Linked DNA regions of Homo sapiens: region 1 is linked to region 2. Evidence: chromatin contacts called from ENCODE Hi-C or POLR2A ChIA-PET data. All regions are on one chromosome and are shown on one strand. The core of a region is the stretch at or near the end of the contact, and the rest is flanking DNA. Distances in the headings are between cores, read along the strand shown. Region 1 overlaps UBE2D2 (ubiquitin conjugating enzyme E2 D2). Region 2 has its middle 35 kb from the start of STING1.

What was found. A loop is a pair of places that touch in the nucleus more often than their neighbours do. ChIA-PET counts read pairs that join two places held with the same protein, here RNA polymerase II (POLR2A). Pooled maps may share reads with other maps.
Region 1: a loop to region 2 is called in a pooled map, with 2.5 times the contacts of the local background. The contact joins two enhancer-like sites. A Hi-C loop is called at or near these places in 5 of 50 pooled maps. POLR2A ChIA-PET finds 5 or more read pairs at or near these places in 12 of 52 experiments (A549, A673, B cell and 9 more).

Annotation. Positions count from the first base shown.
Region 1 is chr5:139,591,423-139,596,096 of GRCh38, reverse strand. All of the region lies in intron 1 of UBE2D2 (ubiquitin conjugating enzyme E2 D2), which reads right to left. Among named protein-coding and RNA genes, the nearest start is that of UBE2D2, 32 kb to the right of the region's middle. Within about 2 kb of position 2,221, at least 6 of the 41 ENCODE cell types and tissues checked have a DNase peak (open chromatin) inside an H3K27ac peak, as active enhancers do; they include B cell, where a contact is called at or near this core.
Region 2 is chr5:139,515,300-139,519,754 of GRCh38, reverse strand. No RefSeq gene overlaps it. Among named protein-coding and RNA genes, the nearest start is that of STING1, 35 kb to the right of the region's middle. Within about 2 kb of position 1,679, at least 30 of the 41 ENCODE cell types and tissues checked have a DNase peak (open chromatin) inside an H3K27ac peak, as active enhancers do; they include B cell, where a contact is called at or near this core.

The DNA of each region.
Region 1 (4,674 bases), core at 972-3,471, 76 kb before region 2:
CATGCTGAAACCCCATCTCTACTAAAAATACAAAAATTAGCCGGGCATGGTGGCGCGCGCCTGTAGTCCCAGCTACTCGGGAGGCTGAGGCAGGAGAATTGCCTGAACGAGGGAGGCGGAGGTTGCAGTGAGCCCAGATCTCACCGCTGCACTCCAGCCTGGGTGATAGAGTGAGACTCTGTCTCAAAAAAAAAAAAAAAAAAACAACAAAAAACAAAAAAAAAACCCACAAGAAACTAGTTAATAAATAATTGCCTTTAGGAAGGAAAGCTTAGGGGTGAGAATGAGAACTATATATATTGCTTTTACACATTTTGAATTTTATAAAAGTGTGTATATTGCCCATTTGAAAAATAAATTACCCTTTAAAATTTTCTTTTTCTTTTTTTAACCAACTGGGTCTGTGCAAGAATTATCCTGACTGTAAGTGTGGATTAAAATAGCTGTTAAAAATTGTCATCATGGCTGGGCACAGTGGCTCACCTGAGGTCAGGAGTTCGAGACCAGCCTGGCCAACATGGCGAAACCCCATCTTTACTAAAAGTACAAAAATTAGCCAGGCGTGGTGGGGGCTCCTATAATCCCAGCTACTCAGGAGCCTGAGGCAGGAGAATCGCTTGAACCCAGGAGGCAGAGGTTGTAGTGAGACAACATCGTGCTACTGCACTCCAGCTTGGGTAACAAGAGCGAGACTCCGACTCAAGGAAAAAAAAAAACTGTCATTTGGGGTGTAATCTAAATAGTGAAAACCCAATTATGGCAAATAAACATACAATCTATAAAACTGATATCTCTACATCATGATGAAAACTGAAGTTGAATCTTAAAATTTAATAAAGGCATCGATCTAGTCGGAACATGTGGGCAGAAAAAAATAATACCCAAATATATAAGGCTGTGTTTTAACAGTTGGCTTTAAACGTATACATTAATTTCAACTTTCTATTTTATGAGAAAGAACAATAGGGAAATAAAGTACAGCCAGCCCTCTGTGTCTATGAGTTCCACCAATTGTGGGTCAAATACACTGGGGAAAAAATGATGTCTGTACTGAACATGTGCAGACTTCTTTGGTCATTATTCCCTAAACACCACAGCATAACAACTATTTACAGAGCACTTACACTGTATTAGGTTTTATAAGTAATCTAGAGATGACTTAAAGTATACAGGAAGATGTGTACAGGTTATACGCAAATACTATGCCATTTTATATCAGGGACTTGAGCATCTGTAGATTTTGGTATCCATGGAAGGACCTGGGACCAACCTTTCATGGATACTGAGGCAGGAATGTATATATAATTATGTTTAGAAAAAAGTGATGGGGTAAGGAACTTTGACAGTTAAAGTAGAACATTCTCAATTTATAAAAAGATTATTGACCGGGTGCGGTGGCTCACACCTGTAATCCCAGCACTTTGGGAGGTCGAGGTGGGTGGATCACCTGAGGTCAGCAGTTCAAGACCAGCCTGGCCAACATGGTGAAACCTGGACTGTACTAAAAATACAAAAATTAGTCGGGTGTGGTGGTGTGTGCCTCTAATTCCAGCTACCCAGGAGGCTGAGGCAGGAGAATCGCTAGAACCCGTGAGGCAGAGGCCACAGTGAGCAGAGATCATGCCACTGCACTCCAGCCTGGGCAATAGAGACTGTGTCTCAAAAAAACAAAATTTTTTAAGGAAAAAAAGAAAAAAAACAGATAATTAAAGTAGAACACTGAAACTTTGAAAGCCTAAGACATATATATATATCACAACACTATAGCAAAAAGAAACCCTCTAAATTCCTTGAGGGGAAGGCATCCTTCAAGGGATGTGCAGATTTCCCTTTCACTATATCCTTGAGTAGGCAACTTAAGCTATTAGTTGGTAAAAATTAACGCTTCTTTACAAGCTATTTTTAAACCACCCTCCTTCCCCAATCATAACAATTATGAAACAAAATAAAAATAGCATGGGAAAGATTTGTTTACCCTGTTGGTCCTCACCCTATGGTGTAAGGTGAAAGGAACAAGATGGGAAACTGAGAGAGGTTATAATTAACTTTGTAGAAAAATGGCTCTAAAGTCAAGTTTTAGTAGTCTGAATATTGCTATACAAATCGAGGCTCTTTGGTGGTTAAAATCACACTATGAAAATATTTAAACAAAGATTATGATTCATAGCATTGTAATTTCAGGGCTAGGCACGGTGGCTCATGTCTGTAATCTCCACACTTTGGGAGGCTAAGGTGGGAGGATGGCTTGAGGCCAGGAGCTCCAGACCAGCCTGGTCAACACAGTAAGACTCTATCTCCACAAAAAAAATTTTTTTTAATTAGCCCAGCATGGTGGAGAGAGCCTGTAGTCCTAGCTACCTGGGAGGCTGAGGTAGGAGGATTGCTTGAGCCCAGGAGTTCAAGGCTGCAGTGGATCGTGCCACTATACCCCAGCCTAGGTAACAAAGTGAGACCCCATCTCTAAAAAAAAGTACATATTTTAATATATCTTTTAATGTTACATGTTACATATGTGTTTATTACATACATCAATACCTATTTGTGTGTTATATATAACAATGTATATATAACAATGTATACATTGTTACATATTTTACATATTAAAACATATATTAAAATATGTATGTATATATAAAATTTCAGGGTCATAAGAGATCATTTAGACCTATTCCCAATTTTATAAGAAAACAAAATACAAAGTATCTAACCCAAGGGTAAGGACTTGAGTGTTCTGCTGTACCATGGTTCTTTAAATCTGGATCTAAAATATTAGAAATGTACAAGTTAGAAATGTCTGAGAATCGGCCAGGTGCAGTGGCTCATGCCTATAATCCCAGCACTTTGGGAGGCCGAGGTGGACGGATCACAAGGTCAAGAGATAGAGACCAGCCTGCCCAACGTGGTGAAACCCTGTCTCTACTAAAAATATAAAAGTTAGCTGGGCGTGGTGGCGCTTGCCTGTAGTCCCAGCTACTCAGGAGGCTGAGGGAGGAGAAATACTTGAACCCGGGAGGCGGAGGTTGCAGTGAGCCGAGATCACACCACTGCACTCCAGCCTGGGTAACAGAGCGAGACTCTGCCTCAAAAAAAAAAAAAAAAAGGAAAAAAGAAATGTCTGAGAATCATGTTAATTTGGGAAATTAAGCTGAACCTCTTTTAAGATTACTGAAACTCTTTTAAGATTACTGAAATGCAGCCAAGCGTGGTGGCTCATGCCTGTAATCCCAGCACTTTGGGAGGCCAAGGTGGGTAGATCACGAGGTCAGGAGATCGAGACCCATCCTGGCTAACACAGTGAAACGCCATCTCTACTAAAAATACAAAAAATTAGCCGGGCATCGTGGCACGTGCCTGTAGTCCCAGCTACTCGGGAGGCTGAGGCAGGAGAATCGCTTAAACCCAGGAGGCAGAGGTTGCAGTGAGCCGAGGTCGTGCCACTGCACTCCAATCTGGGCAACAGAGCAAGACTCCATCTCTCAAAAAAAAAAAAAAAAAAAAAAGATTACTGAACTGCAAAGAAACAACAGTTAAACCAGTAGTTCTCAAAACTGAGATACTGACACAGCAGGATCACCATCACAAGGAAGCTTATTAGAAATGCAAATTCACAGGCTCTACCCCACAACTACCAGGTCAGAAACTCTGAGGTGGAGCCAAACTGTTCTAACAAGGCCTCAAGGAATTATAATGCACACCAGAGCTCATTACTTTTATGTCTGATGAGTTAAAAAGCATCAGAGATAAAAGGTGATACTAGAAAACTCACTACCAAGAAGATTTGAGGGGAAAGCACGGGAGGGCAAAGGGCAAAATGGCACAAACTGGAAAAAGAGATGAGACTTAGAAGGCCAAGGTGTGTTCCAGGTTTTCATTTTTTTCCTTTTTCTTTTTTTGTAAGACAGAGTCTTGCTTTGTCGCCCAGGCTAGACTGCAGTGGAGCAATCTTGGTTCACTGCAACCTGTCTTTCCCAAGTTCAAGCAATTCTCCTGCCTCAGCCTCCCGAGTAGCTGGGATTACAGGCGCCCGCCACCAGGCCCGGCTAATTTTTGTACTTTTAGTAGAGATGGCGTTTCACCACGTTGTCCAGGCCGGTCTTGAGAACTCCTGACCTCAAGGGATCCGCCCGCCTCGGCCTCCCAAAGTGCTGGAATTACAGGCATGAGCCACCGCGCCCGGCCCCAGGTTTTCAAGACAGATTGAAGGGGAGCAGTCTGTCATTACTATAGTACCTGCATTCTCCCTGCCTCACTCCTATCTTAACTAGGGTTGCAACAGAAACAATTTAATTTTTACTACTTGCTTATGTTCCCAGCATAACACTTAAGCTAATATTTAAAAACAACTGCTTACATATTTTAAAATTATGAGTTTTTAAAACTCAGGAAATATTAGTAACTCATTAACTTACATGAGTTTGAAAGACATAATTTGACAAATCAAATCATCTGCAGCTGATAGACTTAATCCCTTAGCACTCTCATTTTCTCATTTTCTATTTCTCTCTTAATATTGTTGCCTTCTAGTATAAAGACAGACAAACCGATGGAAACATGTATCAATATCAATCTCTCCCTGAACTAACTATAAGCAGACATGGTAAGCTTATCTGAGATTAAACTGTGTATTCCCTCTAAAAAGATTCAAAGCAACTAAAAGTATAGAAAATACCCACC
Region 2 (4,455 bases), core at 430-2,929:
GGGAGCTCCCTTCCTTTTCTCTTTCCTCATCCTCTTCCCATCCAATATCCCAGCTCACTCACCTCCCCAGCCATCTACCACCAACACACCCTACCCAGAAGAAGGACTATTATTGTCCTTAAAAGTCAGCATAGAGTGCTCAAGAATATCTATAATAATGACATAGTGTCCCTTAGTGTTTCCATTTTGTTACTGGTAAAAGAAGCAGCCGGGTGCAGTGGCTCACACCTGTAATCCCAGCACTTTGGGAGGCCGAGGTGGGCAGATCACGACGTCAGGAGATCGAGACCACCCTGGCCAACATGATGAAACCCCATCTCCACTAAAAATACAAAAATTAGCTGGGCATAGTGGTGGACACCTGTAGTCCCAGCTACTCGGGAGGCTGAGGCAGGAGAATTGCTTGAACCCAGGAGGTGGAGGTTGCAGTGAGCTGAGATCACGCCTTTGCACTCAAGCCTGGACGACAGAGCGAGACTCCATCTCAAAAAAAAAAAAAAAAAAAAGAAGCAGCAGCAGCAAAGATGTTCTGGGCATCTTAAAACTTTGGGATCATTATGGGGGAGGTGGTGCAGGTGGTATGTGTGATAGGAATGCTTTTATGTTGGGTCTCAAAATGTGAGGAGTGTTTAGGCAGGTAGAAAAGGTGGCAAAGGAGTGTTCAGGCCAAAGCCTGTGATAAAGCACACAAAGGACGTGGGAGATGACAAGAAACGAGACTGAAAGGGTTGTGCATGCCAAGCTAAACGTGTGGACTGATCCTGAGGGCAGTCAGAAGCCACTGAAGAGTTTGGGGCCAGTGAGTACATTCCAGCAACAGAGAGAAGTGTTAAAATAGCTGATGTTGGCCGGGGACAGTGGCTCATGCCTGTAATCCCAGTGCTTTGGGAAGCCGAGGTGGGAGGATCGCTTGAGTCCAGTAGTTCAAGACCATTTAGAGAGACCCCAACTCTACAAAAAAAATGAACAAAAGTAGCCAGTCGTGGTGGCATGCAACTGTGGTCCCAGCTACTCCAGAGGCTGAGGAGGAAGAATGGCTTGAGCCCAGGCAATTGAGGCTCAAGTGGGCCAAGATCATGCCACTGCACTCCAGCCTGGGCTCCAACCAGTTTCAAGAAAACAAACAAACAAACAAAAAAACGCTGATGCTCACTGAGCCTCTGCTTAGTACTGAAAAAGATGATTTCGTTTAGTCCTTCCAACACTCTTCCAGGGTTGTTAGTATTATTTCCATTGCATTGTAAGGGAAACTGGGGTATGAGATTGTTTTCTCAAGGTCACCGCTAGGAGTTGGTCCTGGATCCTCTTCCTGTCATCATCCTGTTGGTCTGAGAGAGGGTAGGGGTCAGGGAAGGGCTCTGAGACGATGAGAAGACAGGACGGACAACCAGACGCCATGCCCGTCTGGTTGAGGGGGAGGATGGCAGCGCTCTCGAGGGTGAAGCACAGGTTTCTGACTCGGGCTCCTGGGAGGAGCGGGCAAAGGCGTGGAGATGTGAGCCACAGGCGCCAGCCAGTGGTCCCAGGTCCGAGGCAGGACCTGCCGCCCGAGAGGCGTGGGAGCCGCACGGAGCAGCCGCCGCCTGCCTCTCTTGTCCTACTCTGGCGCGAGTCCATCCGGGCGGCGCGGCTGCTGAGAGCAGCGCCCTCTAGCGGAGGCCGGGCCTTGGCCCCGGGCCGGATGAAGTCACCGGCCGGAGGCATGCCGGGAACTGCGCCGCCGCGGCAGTCTTCACCCGCTGGGGGTGGTCTGGGCGCAGCTGCGGCCTGGCCTGTAGGGTCTCTGTCCAAACTGCGAGCCAGTGCACGCGCGAGTGTAGGGCCTCCTGACACATCACCGGGAGCTCTGCGGTACCTTCTCCTGCCTCCCGCGGCCACGGTGGTCTCAGACCCCTTAGATCCCACATTGGATCCCTTCCACCTGTCCTCACACTCCTCCGGCTTCTCTTACCACATTTTGGCCCTTCGACACCCTCGTGCTCCCCGCCTCATGCCTCATATCTCCGGGCCAGTATTTCATCGGGTCACCTCCACATCCCACTCGCTTCTCTCTGTCCCAACTGCCTGTGTCTTCATTCATGCCAACATCGACTCCAGGCTGGATGGCCACACCAGTTACCACCAGTCCGGCTCTTCAACCCATTTTTTGCCCTGCAGCTGGAGGAAGGAAATTTATTTATTTATTTTATTTATTTATTTATTTATTTTTTTGAGACGGAGTCTCGCTCTGTCGCCCAGGCTGGAGTGCAGTAGCACTGTCTCGGCTCACTGCAACATCTGCCTCCCGGGTTCAAGCGATTCTGAGGAAGGGTATTTGTAAAGATAATGTTGTTCCTAGGATTGATGATCTTCAGCAGCCTTCCTTTCATATAAAGATCAAACTTCTCGGTCTGACCCACCAGCCTTTGAGGCCTGGACCCTGCACCCTCCAGCCCATCTTTCACAAAGCCTCCCTCTGGGTGGATCCACAGTCATCTGCATCAACATCACTGGTGGAGCTTGTTTAATACACAGATTCTGGGTCCCTGTGCCAGACCCATCAAATCAGAATCCCTGGGAGTGGCACGCATTTTCACCAGGTTTCCTTAGTTGAGACCCGCTTCTTGCAGCTCCGGAAAAATTACAGGGTTACTGTAATCCCAGCACTTTGGGAGGCGGAGGTGGGCGGATCTCTTGAGGTCAGGCGTTCGAGACCAGCCTGGCCAACATGGTGAAACCCCGTCTCTACTAAAAATACAAAAAATTAGTTCGGCATGGTGGCAGACGCCTGTAATCCCAGCTACTTTGGAGGCTGAGGCAGGAGAATCACTTGAATCCGGGAGGTGGAGGTTGCAGTGAGCCGAGATTGCGCCACTGCACTCCAGCCTGGGCGACGAGTGAGTGAGACTCTGTCTCAAAAACAAAACAAAACAAAAAAAAACAAAAAACCCCAAAAAGCCAAAAACAGGGTTATCTTCCCTCCTAGCCTGTACACAGCACAGGAGGTGTAGTTTCCCCCTACTCAGACACTACACCTCCTCTGCTTCCTTCACATTGAGATTACAGGTCATCCCTCTCCTGCTCTCCTGAAGCCCCAGGCTTACTCCTAAAACAGTGCTTAAGTGGAGTTTTGCCTGTCTGCTTCTTTGTCCCCCAGTCAGAATGTAAACTCCTTATGGCAAGGGTTGTGTCTGTCTTGTTCACAGAGCAATGTGCCTGGCACAGAGAAGGGGATCAATAAATATGTGTTAAGTATTGAATTAATGAATATCTGGACATATTCCAAGCTTGAGACAATTCTAGCACCTGGCATCTGGTGAGAGAGAAGAGGAACTAGAATAAGCCATCCCTGGGGTGGAGGAGAAGAAGTGATTGGGGAGTATCGGGCCCTTCCAGTCCCCCTCCAGCTGTCACCCACAGGGGTCTAGTTTAAGGATGTATCTCCTCCCAAGGATGCCAAGGAGAACCTGTGTGCATATATCAACTTTCTTCTCTGTGGTCTCTGTGGACCTCTTGACCCATCTCTACCGCTCTACTGGGGCGTTGAGTCCTACCTGTACTATCCAGGGCAGCTAGCAGTGGCATCTTTTTTTTTGTTTGTTTGTTTTTTTGAGATGGAGTTTCACTCTTGTTGCCCAGGCTGGAGTGCAATGGTGCGATCTCAGCTCACTGCAACCTCTGCCTCCCAGGTTCAAGTGATTCTCCTGCCTCAGCCACCCAAGCAACTGGGATTACAGGTGTGCGCCACCATGCCCGGGTAATTTTTTTTATTTTTAGTAGAGGCAAGGTTTCGTCATGTTGGCCAGGCTGGTCTCGAACTCCTGACCTCAGGTGATCCACCTGCCTCAGCCTCCCAAAGTGCTGGGATTACAGGTATGAGCCACTGCGCCCAGCTTCAGATGGCATCTTTGTACTCCAGCAGTACCTTGTCTCTCTGATTTTTGACCCATCAGAGAAATCCCAAGCCCAGTCTAGATAAATAAGCCATTACAGCCTCAAGAAAGCCAGGTTCAGACAGCAGGGCCAGTCCCTGCCCAGCCTGTAGGAAACCAGCCAGCTGATGCTGCCTAGAGCCAACACAGACCACGCTATACCCTGTGTTCTGGTCCTTCTCTGGATACAGAGTCAAGGAACTCTGACCCTGACCTCAAGTACGTTTCTCCCCATTTAATTGGGAGTTGTGGGAAGGATTTAAATTGAGCCTTAATTAGAATAAACATGATCATCGCAGCTGTGGTTCTTTTTTTTTAATTTTTTTGAGACAGAGTTTCGCTCCTGTTGCCCAGGTTCAAGCGATTCTCCTGCCTCAGCCTCCCGAGTAGCTGGGATTACAGGCATGTGCCACCATGCCCGGCTAATTTTGTATTTTTAGTAGAGACGGGGTTTCTCCATGTTGGTCAGACTTGTCTCGAACTCCCGACCTCAGGTGATCCACCCGCCTCAGCCTCCTATAGTGCTGGGATGGGATTACAGGCG